Linked DNA regions of Homo sapiens: all the other regions are linked to region 3. Evidence: chromatin contacts called from ENCODE Hi-C or POLR2A ChIA-PET data. All regions are on one chromosome and are shown on one strand. The core of a region is the stretch at or near the end of the contact, and the rest is flanking DNA. Distances in the headings are between cores, read along the strand shown.

The links. A loop is a pair of places that touch in the nucleus more often than their neighbours do. ChIA-PET counts read pairs that join two places held with the same protein, here RNA polymerase II (POLR2A). Pooled maps may share reads with other maps.
Region 1: a loop to region 3 is called in a pooled map, with 6 times the contacts of the local background. The contact joins the enhancer-like site here to the promoter of LASP1 in region 3. A Hi-C loop is called at or near these places in 3 of 50 pooled maps. POLR2A ChIA-PET finds 5 or more read pairs at or near these places in 4 of 52 experiments (MCF 10A, PC-3, activated CD4-positive, alpha-beta T cell and 1 more).
Region 2: a loop to region 3 is called in a pooled map, with 20 times the contacts of the local background. The contact joins the promoter of NR1D1 here to the promoter of LASP1 in region 3. A Hi-C loop is called at or near these places in 7 of 50 pooled maps. POLR2A ChIA-PET finds 5 or more read pairs at or near these places in 3 of 52 experiments (GM12878, HCT116 and activated T-cell).

Annotation. Positions count from the first base shown.
Region 1 is chr17:39,950,344-39,954,794 of GRCh38, forward strand. No RefSeq gene overlaps it. Among named protein-coding and RNA genes, the nearest start is that of GSDMA, 10 kb to the right of the region's middle. RefSeq lists silencers at 2,434-2,953, 2,994-3,043. Within about 2 kb of position 2,493, at least 16 of the 41 ENCODE cell types and tissues checked have a DNase peak (open chromatin) inside an H3K27ac peak, as active enhancers do.
Region 2 is chr17:40,097,429-40,102,030 of GRCh38, forward strand. It overlaps NR1D1 (nuclear receptor subfamily 1 group D member 1), which reads right to left and starts at 3,161. Exons shown (of 8, transcript NM_021724.5): 1 at 2,636-3,161. The coding sequence starts at 2,666. RefSeq lists silencers at 808-1,102, 1,626-1,975, 1,986-2,075 and enhancers at 1,305-2,504, 1,423-2,407, 2,408-3,391, 2,857-2,926, 3,407-3,526.
Region 3 is chr17:38,867,412-38,871,694 of GRCh38, forward strand. It overlaps LASP1 (LIM and SH3 protein 1), which reads left to right and starts at 2,647. Exons shown (of 7, transcript NM_006148.4): 1 at 2,647-2,847. The coding sequence starts at 2,779. TRC-GCA4-1 (tRNA-Cys (anticodon GCA) 4-1) reads right to left here and starts at 1,952; the gene lies at 1,881-1,952. It overlaps TRC-GCA2-2 (tRNA-Cys (anticodon GCA) 2-2), which reads left to right and starts at 234; the gene lies at 234-305. RefSeq lists a cis regulatory region at 26-639, enhancers at 298-900, 901-1,501, 1,077-1,256, 2,747-2,896, 3,909-4,283 and silencers at 857-956, 2,377-2,686, 3,207-3,306.

The sequences.
Region 1 (4,451 bases), core at 1,243-3,742, 1.1 Mb after region 3:
AGAGGCAGCGAGTTATCCAAGGTCACATAGGGAGGGAAGGAAAGAACCAGGACTAGAATCCACAGGGCCCTGTCCCTCTGGGACATACACATACTCCCCTTCCAGGGGAATGAAATAAGGGAGAGATAGGGAGAGACAACCATGAGCCCAGGGTGCAGCTGAAATGGGCAGAGGGTCTACCCACTCGCAACCTCTGACAGCCTCTGAGTCTAGCCCCACCCCTTCCACAAAGCTGAAGTAGGCAGAGCAGTCCTTCCTCCAGAAGCTTCCGGAGGATGGGGAGAATCTATACGTGGTGACCAAGACCATGGAGATGCTGAAGAAGGGGGGTAAGGCCAGAGGGGCAGTTCCATCCCCGACCTCACTGCTGTGGGGCTCAAGGTTGGGAATCTCTGAGATGCCTTCTCTGCCCCATCCCTTCCATGCACACTTGCCCCTCTCCTTCCCCCACGCAGCCCCTACTCTCCTCTGCATTCTATGCCATTTCCCTTCACACTTTTATCTTTTCTAAGGACTTTTTCATCTATCATCTCACAGGAATCCCCTGAGGAAGGCAAAATTGCTATTGCAATCACCATTTCGTACAGTTTAGGAAACTGGACTTTGGAAAAGTCCAGGGACTGACCCAAGGTCAATCTGTGAGCAAAGCCCAGGTTTTGAGATTCCCAGCTGGCTCTTTCGCCAGGCAGCTCCACTGCAGCCAGGGTTCTCCCACCATCTGCCAGGGTTCCCTTCTTTCATTCTCTCCCATCTCCTCCCCTCCCCTCCCCTCCCTGCCCTGTGGACAGCTGCATTTCCCAGGGCTCTCTGTTTCCACACGGGAGCATCATCATGGCCTTTCTCCCCAAGCAGTGGGTCACTGGGGAGGAGAGCTGGAGTCACAGAGTACAGTGTGAGGGAGGGAAGGGGAGGGGAGGCGGCCTCCCAAGGGACGGTTCCTACTCTGAGCCAAGCCCTCAGAGCTGAGCTGAAGTCTGGAAGTTTGGAGTCTTCCATTTCTGTTTGGGCTCTGCCCCCCAAACCAGCTGGCGACTCCACCCCCTCCTGGGTCCCTCCCAATCCCTATTCCACATCCCCTGCTGTGTGGCTCCCTAATGCCTGCACCTACGTGTCCCCTCCTGGAGGCAACACTATATATATTGGGTGCAGGGGCGGGTGGGGGTGGGAAGGGACAGAGAAGTCAGAGACAGCCAGTGCCCAGTGCCCCATTTCTTCTTTTTTTTGAGACAGAGTCTCGCCCTTGTTGCCCAGACTGGAGTGCAATGGTGCGATCTTGGCTCACTGCAATCTCCGCCTCCTGGGTTCAAGCAATTCTCCTGCCTCAGCCTCCTGAGTAGCTGGGACTACAGGCGCACACCACCACACCTAGCTAATTTTGTGTTTTTAGTAGAGATGGGAGAGAATCCACGGGGCCCTGTCCCTCTGGGACACACACACACTCCCCTTCCAGTGGAATGAAATAGGAGAGATAGGGAGAGACAGTTTCACCATGTTGGCCAGGCTGGTCTCAAACTCCTGTTCTCATGTGATCCACCTGCCTCAGCCTCCCAAAGTGTTGGGATTACAGGCGTGAGCCACCACACCTGGCCACAGTGCCCCATTTCTGACCTTCACAGACATCCCCCATCCAAGAACAAGAAGCTGAAAATGCCCTCAGAAGGTCAGAGAAGCAGAGGGCTCTTCTCCCCATCCCCAACCCAAAGGTGGACAAAACCTTAGAAGGTGAGAGGGACACAGAGACCCCTTTCCTAAGCAAAGGAAAGAAATCTGTCAAGTCAGCAGCTGAAGCCCAGAGCCCCTTCGCAAGGGAAAGACTTTGGGGTGATGGTGGGTGGGATGCAGAGGGGTCCCCTGGACATTGGCGGGACGTAGTGCTGACTGTGATGGCAGCCACGGGTTTCTTGGGCCTTTTCGGTGCATCCTCCCCGCAAGCCTCCACCACGCTGTTCCAGGTAGGCTGAGGTTAGGCCCACTCAGGGCGGCACCTTGGCGCAGGACACCTCTTCCGTTTGGGCTTTCCGTCCTCGTGATTTCGCTCTCCATCTGACAGTCATCCATGGTGACAGGGTGTGTCCCTTTCCCCTAAACAGGATCCTCAATGCCCATCGGAAAACGTTGTAAGGCGTTGAGCCCCCAACGCCCCCTCACCACAAGACCCTGCTGTGACCATCTTTTCCTGGTGAGGAGAGTCTGCACGGGGGAGCAGGGCGCCATACCCCAGAAAGAAACCTCTGTGCCTGGGAGTGAGGGACTCGCTGAGTAAAGTGAGGTCGAAGAGGGTGGAGAGGGGTAGGGTCCCAGTCACCACTGTCCTGAACCCACAGTTCAGTCCGGGCCCAAGATGGCCCCACAGGAGCACAGGGGGTTTCGGGCGCTGCAGGTGGAGGTGAAGGACCAGCTGCGGTGCGGAAAGGCCTGACCCGGGCGGCAGATCGCCTGCGGAGAGAATGACCGGCTGGGGTGGAGGCGGGGCTGGGGTGGTGTGGGCGTGGCTGGGGAGGCGTGGCTGGTGTGGTAGGCTTAAGCAGTGAGGGCGGGACTGGGGCAGAGGCGGGGTTTGGGCGCTGAGGGCGGGGCTGGGGCTTTGAGGAGGTGGCTGGGGCTGGGGCGAGGCTGGTGCGGAGGCGGGGTTGGGGCGGTGAGGGCGGGGCTGGGGCAGAGGCGGGGCTGGCGGAGTGAAGGCGGGGCTGGGGTGGTGAGGGCGGGGCTGGTGCGGAGGCGGTGCGGGGGAGGTGTGGGTGGGGCTGGGGCCGAGACGGAGTTTGGGCAGTAAGGGCGGGGCTGGTGCGGAGGCTGGGCTGGTGCGGTGAGGGCGGGGCTGGGTGGAGGCGGGGCTGGGGTAGAGGCGGGGCTGGGGCGGGGTGGGCGGAATTGCGGGCTGCGGGGCAGAGATGGTGATGGCGTCCGGGGGGCGGGGCTGGGTGGACGGCCGGACTACAAGGGACGAGAGGCTGGGCTTAAGGTAGCAGGGGGCAGAGCGGATTGCCCAGGGGCGGGGCGGGATCGGGGACAAGGCTCAAGTGCTGAGGACCAGACATGCGCCGGAAGCCCAAGCCCGGCTAGCGAGTAGGAGGGTGGATGGTGGGGGATGATAGGCTAGGCTTAAGATGGCTGAGGGCGGGGATACAAGGTGGTAGGGCCAGAGATGGGCTGGATGGGGCGTGATCGGCCTCCTCCTGGGAGATCTCAGCCCACCTGAGTAGGCTTCTTCCGGCCGCAAGAGAGACTGGGGCCTGGCCCTGATGGAATGGCCATTCTGAGCGTGAAGACCTGCGTCCCCCTCCCTTCAGGAAGCTCCCTGTCTCTCAAATTTCAGGGGGATCATCACTTCCCATCTCTCTGCCAGGTTGATCGAGTTCTGGATCTACAGGAGCCAGTTCTGAGAGGGAGGACTGGGGGTAGGAACGGGGTCTTTGAATGGCTGCGGGACTGCAGGAGACTTCCAGCAACCTCAGCTCCATGTTGGAGGAACATTCTGTACCTGCTGGGTGCTCTGTGTGGTGAGGGTCAGGGATGAGGGTGAGGGCCATCCCTGATGTACCAGGCCTACTAGGTTAGGCCCAATGGTACCAAGCAAGACCTACCACAAAAGTTAAGGGTCCCAGTGCAAAATGAAAATGCAGGACTCCTTGCTACAAAAGTTATTAAGAATTATATTTGGCCAGACGTGGTGGCTCACGCCTGTAATCCCAGCACTTTGGGAGGCCAAGGTGGGGGCCAATCACCTGAGGTCAGGGGTTCGAGACCAGCCTGGCCAACATGGTGAAACCCCCGTCTCTACTAAAGATACAAATTTAGCCAGGTGTTGTGGCACATGCCTATAATCCCAGCTACTTGGGAGGCTGAGGCAGGAGAATCGCTCGAACATGGGAGGCGGAGTTTGCAGTGAGCTGAGACCTCGCCATTGCACTCCAGCCTGGGCAACAAGAGCAAAACTCAAAAAAAAAAAAAATTATATTCAAGACAGTAGCAGCAGAGCATTAAACGAAGCATGGGGCTGTGTGCAACTGCACAGGTTGCATGCCCATGAAGCCAGCCCTGATACCAAGCTACAAGCAGAGTGGGCAGGGTGCAGACCCTATTGTCCCTTCCTCCAAGGAAAAGGCAAGAGGGGCAAGCCCACCTACCATCCCTACGCCAGCTCATTTTTCCCAAAAGGGGAAAAGGGAACATACCATTCCAGGAATCTCCTCTCATCCTCTCCTGGAGGAGAAAAAATGAATCTGCCGCCCACTTCCCCTCCACGGACACACATGGGAGCTAACCCCAGTTCCCAGAGCCACTTTTTTTTTTTTTTTTTTTTTTTGGAGACGGAGTCTCTCTCTGTTGCCCAGGCTGGAGTACAGCAGTGGGATCTCAGCTCACTGCAACCTCTGCCTCCCAGGTTCAAGCAATTCTCCTGCCTCAGCCTCCCGAGTAGCTGGGATTACAGGCATGTACCACCACACCCA
Region 2 (4,602 bases), core at 1,911-4,410, 1.2 Mb after region 3:
GGTGTCAGCCGCCATGTCTCCGGACCTAGGGTGCCACTGTGCTCATCCCCACCTGTCTGCCCAAAACATTGCTGGCCACTCAGTTCACCATGTGGAGCCCCTAATCTTGGAGTTAATAAGCAATTCCCCAACACACAGTAGACATGGCATGGCCAAGCAACACCTACGACCCTTTGCAGGCCACCTTCAGCTTCTGCTTTCAGTATGAGGCATGACCCCTGTGGCATCTCGCATATGTGCCCCCCTTCCTTAGTTGCCTTCCTTGGGAATATCGACTGCAGCTAATGACTTAGTTGTCAGTTGAAGATCTGGGGATGGGATGGGCAGCTGAGCACCATTCAAAGTGCCCAGTCCTCCAAAAACAAAAACCCAGCTGCTGATTTTAACACTAAGACCATTCCAGGAATGAGACCATGGACCATGGAGAGATAGGTAGCCAACAGTAAAGAGAATGGAGGGTTTACAAAAGTAAGACAGTCACATTCCCCCCAGTTGGGGACATATATTCTCTGAAGGAAATGAAGGGAAGGAATCTGCCCAGCCTGGTTCCCCTGGCCTCTTAAGAGAGTGAGCCACAGTGGAGTCTATCCCTGTGTCCAAAAAGGACTTCGAGGTGCGAGTTGCAGGAGGTGGAAGTACAAACTGTCCAGCCTGGGGCTCTAAAATTCCCCCTTCAGATCTCAGCCTGGTAACAATGACCTTGGCTCTCTGGCCATTCAGGGACTTTGACCCTCTGGTTACATTGCCAATGAGGTGGCTGTGCTCCCGTGGTATTAGCAGGAGAAAAAGGTGACCTGCCTGCCACACCTCCGGCAAGCACCTAGATTGGTCTGCCATGGGCGGGGTGGGAGAAGGGAGGATCCCAGGACACATGTGACCTAACACATGCCATGCCACTGTGTCTGCAGAGGCACATGTCTTGCTCACCCACTGACACACACTGAACTGGGCAGGGCGGCCCTAAAATAGCTCAAGGTTGGTCAGGGTGAACCCAGCTCCTTGGAAAATAGTTGCACAACAGATCAGCTCCCCCGGTTTCAGGGCTGAGGTGGGGGATGGAATCATTAGTTGGCAGTAAATGAAGTTGACCTAGTTCACCCATCCCCCAAAAAGGAGTGAGACCTTCATGCAGAGGCTTCCAACGTGGAAGTGAGGAGCATACTCAAGAGTCTAGGTCTAGGTCTAGACCCATCACTACCAACTTATTTTGTGACCTAGAGGACATCAACTCCCCTCTTTGGGTCTCAGTTTTCCTTTCTGTGAGAAAAAAAGGACAGTATCATTTCAGCTATGATTGTGGGGTGCAGTTGCTTTGGGGAGCCCTTAGTAGGCAAACTGCAGCTTGTCTGGTGGAGATGGGGGTAAGACAATGCTCGCAGAACTAAGGAGAGAGAAGCTTGGGGAACAGGAATTTGTAATGTGGGGAAGCTGAGTCTAAATGCAGTACGGTGAAGTAGGTGCAAATAAGAGTGAAGTGGAAAGGAGTGAGAAGGGTGGTTAGGGGTGAGGTCTCTTTAGGGAGTGTAAAACAGAAGGCCATGAAAGGTCAGGAATGGCTCCATGTTACTTTGTTTTGGTGATGGGGGAGGGGGCCGGGCAGGCGGACCGGAAAAGGAGGCAGGCGGGGGCGGTGAGTCAGCCCAGCTTCACCCAGATCTCGGCGGGGCGGGGCAGGGCGGGAGCTGGGCCCTCAGCCGGCCTCACGTCCCTGCTCCACGTGTGCCTCTCGCACGTGGCTCCCCAACGAGGAACCCCGGAACTCGAGGCCCCGCCCTCCTCGCTTCCCGTCAATCGAGAGCAGTCGCCCCGCCTCCTACCCGCCCTTCCCCGGCCACCAGGTCGTGGGCTGGACCCCGAACGATAGCAGGGCCAGGACAACCTAGGGGAGGAGAGAAGGGAACACGCGTTGCCGGGGCGACCGGGGGGGCGGAGCTCATTATGTAACGAGGCCGGGAGGCAACGACCAATGGGGTGGCAGCCACGGCTTCTGCTGAATGAAAACAAACGCAGCACGTGGGCCCGGCTCTAGAGCCATGTGAGCCCTCCCGGCGGCCGGAGCCCTGTAGGTGCCCTCCCTCGGGCCGGGCACCACGCTCTGGACTCCTCAAGTGTCGCTCCCTCCTGTCACTGAGGATTCCCCAGTGAGATCCGAACGATTCTCCCAGCCCCTCCTTCCCTGAACCCCATCGCGCCACTCTTCTCAGATTCCCTCGCGCCTGCAGGAACTAGAGGAGGGGGAAGACAAGAGGGGAGGGGGTCCGTTTTCTGAGGCCAGGCATACTACAGCTGCAGGTAGTGGACAGATGGGGCCGTTTCGGGGCACTGTTCCAAAGCTCCCAGTCCCCCTAAATTCTTCGCTTCACCACCCGTACCTCCTCTCCATTTCCTCCTGCCCAGGGATTCGAGGCTCAAGGGAGCTTTGGGACTCTGAGGGGTGGTGATGGGGCGTTTCTGAGAGCATTTCCAGCCCGAACAAGCCGCTCTGGAAATCCCACACTAAAGCACCGCAGCACGTTAGCAAATCTCCGGGCCGAGGGACACCCCAGTCCCTTACAAAGTTCCTCTTTTTATAAGGCGTAGATGGAGGTGGGGAGACAGTGACAGGGAAAAGATGATAGTAAAGAAATCTCAGTACCTGTGTTGTTGTTGGAGTCCAGGGTCGTCATGTCTTCACCAGCTGAGAGCGGTCATTCAAACTGGACCTTGACTCAAACTAGAGGTTGCGATCGCCGCTGTTGCCCCCTGGGCACTGGCTAAGGGCGGGGAGTGGACCCCGCGACTCACGATCAGGATCCGAAGCACCCTGCAGCAAGGTCTTGGGGTGGCCGGACTGCAGCCCTGCAGAAGGGTTGGACGTTGAGGCAACGGAGTTCTGCTTTGCATGGGAAGAGCAGAGAGAGTGTGTAGGGGGAATCAGCCTGCAGTAGTTCTGGCTAGAAGGTAGCAAGGAGGGTCGGGTCTCTGCAGTGTACGGGGTGCCTCTGCCTGCCGGCTCCGCAGCGCTGCGGGGTGGCGAATCTGGAGCTCCCGGTGCAAAAGTCCCAGAGGAAGAGAGGTTGCAACCAGGAAGTAAGTAGGTGATGGGGAGAAACGGGGCACCGAGTCGCAAAGAGGCGAGACGTGTGCCCTGCTACGTTCCCTCGGCAGTAATATTTCACTCTGCCAATCTCAGCCGCCTTTTGCCCGAGCCTTTCCCTGGGACAGAGGGCTCTGCGCAGGCGCCAGCAGCCCAGGGTTCCCGGGCCGCACGCGGCACTGGAGCAGGTACCATGTGATCCCAGGGAGCGCCTCGTGCCCCAGTGACACACTTTTCCAACAGCCGGCACGTTGAGCTCTTGCGCGCCTGCGCAACGACAAGACTGTCGGGATTTGTAGTCCACCGACAAAGTGGGCGGACTGCGTGCCTTTCCCCTTTCTGCCTGGCAAAGCGCTTGCCGGGACCTGGGAGGAGCTGAGAGTGGGGTGGGGTGGGGTGCGCTGAAGAGTCAGGGTGGCGTGTTTAGAAAGCCTGTATGGCAGGGGCATGTGAATTTCTGGGGAGGGACTGGCAAGCTTGTTTGCTGTCTGGGAGATCAAAGCTAAGAGGCCCTTTCTGCAAACCTTGCAAACGTGAGGGCTTCACGTGATTGCAGGACTGACCTCGTCCTGAGGTTACTGGTGACCGGGAGAGAGAGAAGCCGGGGAGGGAGATTTCCCTGGAGTCAGGAGCTTAGGCTGCCCTCTGCTTCAGGGCAAAGTCCAGAGAAGGAAAGGAAATGTGACCCCCTTTCCCTTCTACTCGCCTTAGGGAGAACACCTCCAGGGGAAGGAGTTCCCACAGAGGTAGGGATGTCTGTAGGGACTCCCTGTTTGCTTGTATGACACCATTCCACCCACTCCAGTTGACTTTGGGGTGAGTCATTTCCCTTTGTCTGGGAAATAAAAAGGACAACAGAGGGGAACTAATAGTGAAAGTGCTTTGAGGTCCTAAAGTAATGGGGAAGAGGTGAGGCAGGGGGTGGGGGCAGAGTGACACCCCTGCCCCTCGGTGCTGGAGGATAAAATATGAATTCCACAGAAGATTACTACTCAGAGGGGAACATGTAGATCATCTTAAGCCTCCCTCTTTTTACTAGTGGGGAACAGGAAGCTTAGGAGAAGTGACCGACCCAAGGTCAGACGTCCATTGCTAGTTTCATCTGCCCACCCCGAATGGGAAGGTGGGTAGATGTACAAGTGAAATACTGAACAGGGGTTAGAAACAGCCAGCATTGCCGGGTGCTTTGGCTCATGCCTGTAATCCCAGCACTTTGTGAGGCTGAGGTGGGTTGATCACCTGAGGTCAGGAGTTTGAGACCAGCCTGACCAACACGGTGAAACCACGTCTCTACTAAAAATACAAAAATTAGCCGGATGTGGTGGTGGGTGCCTGTAATCCCAGCTAGTCAGGAGGCTGAGGCAGGAGAATCGCTAGAACCCGGGAGGTGGAGGTTGCAGTGAGCCGAGATCGCCATTGCACTCCGGCCTGGGGGATAGAGTGAGACTCTGTCTCCAAAACAAACAAACAAAAAACAGCCAGTATTTCGCTTCAGAGCAGCAACTGTCCCATGAGTAATAACAGAT
Region 3 (4,283 bases), core at 1,397-3,896:
TCTCGAACTCCTGACCTCGTGATCCGCCCGACGCGGCCTCCCAAAGTGCTGGGGATTACAGGCGTGAGCCACTGTGCCCGGCCTATCTTGGCCTAGTCTTTTAATTTCTCCTTCCTCATTGGTAATTTCAGTATAATCTAGCAAAGAGACACTAATTTTGAACGAATGGTGAAAGTATGAAAATTTTGGGATCAATCGATGTAAAAACAATTTACCAGAGAGCCACCGCCAGAGGGGGTATAGCTCAGTGGTAGAGCATTTGACTGCAGATCAAGAGGTCCCCGGTTCAAATCCGGGTGCCCCCTCGGGTTTCTTTAAGTTTTTTTCACAGCCATCCAGGAATAACCTGAGTCAGCGAGTTCTGAATGCAAAACTCACGGGAGGTGTCGTTTGTATCTTCCACCTACCTAATTTTCACCTTGAAAGGATTCCCGTACCCTAGAGGGAGAGAACAGCAACCAGAGGCTGCCTTTAGGTGGATCTGAGCCCTCATACCCCAAGTGGCGATAAGCGCACCAGTACTCTCAGTTGGAGAACAAAGGCGCGTATCGATTTCCATCTCCGATGCCCATTGGTTTAACGTTAATTATAATTTGTTTTGGGGTAAAAAATATGTCTTGGACGGGGCAGTAGTTCGTACTTGACTATGAAAACTAGGAGAAGTAATCCAAATTCAGAGGTTTTCATATACTCGCGAACTCGAACAGGACAGGGCACACAGATAGAAGGTAGACAGCGAGCAATTTTCCCCTCTTCCTTCTTGACTCAGCTCATAGGCAGGGCTTTGGCTTGATAAGCTATACATGGAAAGTTCAAGGCCTAAAGGAGAGGTAAAACTGGTTCCTCCTGGGTTTTGCACGGAACCGCAGCTCTGCTGATCTGTGATCTCTCTGTTCAGCCTAGAGATACAGCTCACAGTAATAGGAGCCAGGAGAAAAAAATGCGCGTTTCCCCGGGGTCCGAGGAATGACACAACCACATTCCGGGTTTAAAATATCGCAGCTGCCCTTTGACCCAGGCAGCACGCCTCTTCCTTTCTCCTTTATTTTTCCTTTTTTTGGGCAAAACCTAGTCGAGGGGGACGCCCTTGTCTCCCGTCACACTTACCATTTTCCTCCGGCCCAACAGTGACCCTGTCAGGCACGCAGCCAGCAGATACTTGTCCCCATCTTTAGGTTATGAAACTCCATGGCCTTTTATTCTTACTTCAGTGGTTCTTAAAATGTGGTCCCCACACCAGCAGCACCAGAGGCACCTGGAAACTTGGTAGAAATGCAAATTCTCGGGGCCCCCTTACAGAATCAGAAACTAGCAGTGTTTTAACAAGCCCTGCAGGTAATTCTGATGCACGTTCAAATTTGAGAAACACTGTGTTCGTTTATCTCAGTTTGCACTGGGTTATAACTTTACTTTTGTACATTAATAGTCAAGGATGAACACAGCACGTCCATGTCACCATTAATACAGAAAGTTGAAGTTGGAGAAGGGCTGTGTCTATGGGTTTCCCTCGCCTGACCCACCCTCCACCCCCAAAAGGAACGCCAAGTTGAGGCGTTCCCCTGTCTCCCTACCCCCATTGGAAACATCCTGTCCCTCAAACCCGGCACCTCGAACTGTCTGACCCATCTGAGGCTGGCGCCCGTGGCCGCAGAAATCCCTACACCTCTGGCGCGAGTAATGCGGTCGCGCAGCTTTTATACCCACCCCCTCCTCCCGCTGAGCACAAAGTAAAACCGAAAGATTTCTGCTAAGGTTGAAAAATGAGGAAGATACTTTTTCTTTTCTTTTTTTTTTTTTTTTTAGTCAGGACCCAATGTTAAAATGTGAGTCAAGAATGAAAAACAGATGGTTAACAAGGGGAAGGAAAAACCAAGCCATTGAGGGGGCACCCGGATTTGAACCAGGGACCTCTTGATCTGCAGTCAAATGCTCTACCACTGAGCTATACCCCCGCGCCTCTACAGCGCCTGGAGGCGGCTCCTTGGGTGCTAAGCATTGTTGCAGCTGCTACACTGTGAGTAGTGGTGTAACAGAAGGAGAAAGGAATGCTGGAGAAAAAGGGGTCAAGCTGAACGCAGACGGTGCCCGCATCCGGGGAACCCCGGGAAGGTGCACTGCAGGGGCTCGAGAGGGAAGCACTAGCCCGGGCCCGGCAGCGCGCAGGGTCCAAGAGGGAGGGACGGGTTCCGCCCCACAAATGTGGGAAAGGGTGTGGGCCGGAAGAGAGCTAAGAGGGGCAGGGTAGGGGGTCCCCGTTCGGTCCGCAGATTCATGCCGGGTAGAAAGTCCCCGAATGCGGTGAATCAGTTCCAGCGTTCAGGAGGATCCAACCCCACCCTCGACGGGCTTGAGGGGTTAGCCCGCCTCCCGCAGCCCGGGCGCCCCAGATGTGCAGCCTGCTCGCCTCTGCGCCGCCTCCGGCTGGGGAAGGGCCCTGGGCACCGGGCGCAGTCAGCCTGAGAGCGCTGAGGCGCCAGCACCGCGGGCCCCGCCGTCCCCCCAGGAACCCGCCCCCGCGCAGCCCCACGTCGCCCGGAGAGCGCGCCTCGCTGCGCGTGCCCTTGCCCGCGCCCGAGGCGCGTGCCCGCCCCAGTGCAGCCCCTCCTCCCCGCTGTGTTTATTAGGGGAAGGAGGGCGGAGGCGGAGGCCAGTTCCCCAGCTCCAGCCGCCGTCGCTGCTGCCTGTGTAGTTGCAGCCGCGGCCGCCTCCCGCCAGCTCGCCTCGGGGAACAGGACGCGCGTGAGCTCAGGCGTCCCCGCCCCAGCTTTTCTCGGAACCATGAACCCCAACTGCGCCCGGTGCGGCAAGATCGTGTATCCCACGGAGAAGGTGAACTGTCTGGATAAGGTGAGCCCGGGACCGGGAGACGCGTCTTTGCAATCCCCCGCAGTGCTCCGAATCCAGGGAGGAGAGAAGGGCCGGGTCTTTGCCGCCTTATCCCCGCGATCCCAGGAGAATGGAGGGAGGGCGAGCGGGCGGTGTCATGGGGTGTGGGGACACATCCCAGTCTGAAAACCAGGAGATCTGGGGCGAGGCGGGAAGTCCACGCGTAGCGGGCAGCCGCTGCTGGAGAGGGGTGGGCTCTGTGTCCCGGGGTTGGGAGGACGGGAGAGGAGCAGGGAAGTCAGGCGCCGGGGTGTGTTGGGGGAAGGTTAGGGGTGCAGTCCCGCCCCCTACGGCCTGGAGAGTGAGAAGAGACGGCCGCTCCCTCTCCGCTCTGCGCCGAGCGCCAAGTAGGCGGAAGCGCGGGGCGCTGGTGGAGGGGGCGGGGGGGCGGGGCAGAGGCTGGGGGGCCCTGCAAAACCGTCCGCTCCGGCGGGGGTGGCCTGGCTTCCTGGCCTGGCGGGGCGGGGGCTATCAGCCTGCGAGTGTGTGGCATCTGATGCGGGGGGTTTTGGGTAAGGACCCGGGCTCTGCCGCAAGAGCCCCGTTTTTGAACGACCTGCACCCCCTTGGATTCAGTCGTTAAAGGACTCGCAGACCTCCTCCACAGCTTCCCAACCCCCACCTCCAATTAAAAGCCAACTCCCGGTGCTGGGCCGTCCAGCCTGAGCCGGGTGGGGTTGGGTGGCAGAGTAGGGTGGGTGGAGGGTGCTTAGCTGAGATCTCCTGAAATTGTGCTCAGAGCCAGGAGACCGTGTGGAAGAACAAAGAGCTAACTTTTCAAAGCAGGTTTCTCCAATGGAGGGTGGGGTTGGCTGAGTTCTGGGGAAGCCGAGGAAAGGGGGAGGTATTGGGGGGAGGGGAGGGTGGCCTTGTGGAGATTCAGTGTCCCCTGGGGGCCCTGTCTCCCCAATGCTGGACTTGTTCATCTGGTTGCCATTAGACTTTTGGAGGGGGGTTGGAGAGTAGAACTGGGTGTTTCCCGTACAGTTTAGGGTAGGATCCTGTTCTCTTGTAAGCTCCGTAAGATCCTAAGGTAAAACCTGCCCCTCTGCATCCCCTCCCCAGTCTGGAGGGGAGGCCTCTGTGATTTTGTGCCCTTCCTCACCGCGTCTTTCATCCACCACCCAAAGCTGGCTCCAAGTCCAAGTATTCTGTCCTTTCCATCTGAACTGGGAGGGCTGGGAGGACTGGATGGAAGAGAGGTGCAAGGGTGGGAACACTAGATGAAAGAGGGGTATAGAGCCCTGGGGCCAAGTTCATTACTGACCTGGAGCCAGGTTTTGTTCAGGAGAGGATAGTTTATTGGACACCTTATCTCTCCCCTCCCCCTTGGTGTGTGAGCTTCCTCAGTGACCTTTGGCCTCTGAGTCAGCGTGAGGAGGTGGGGTTGGAGGTTC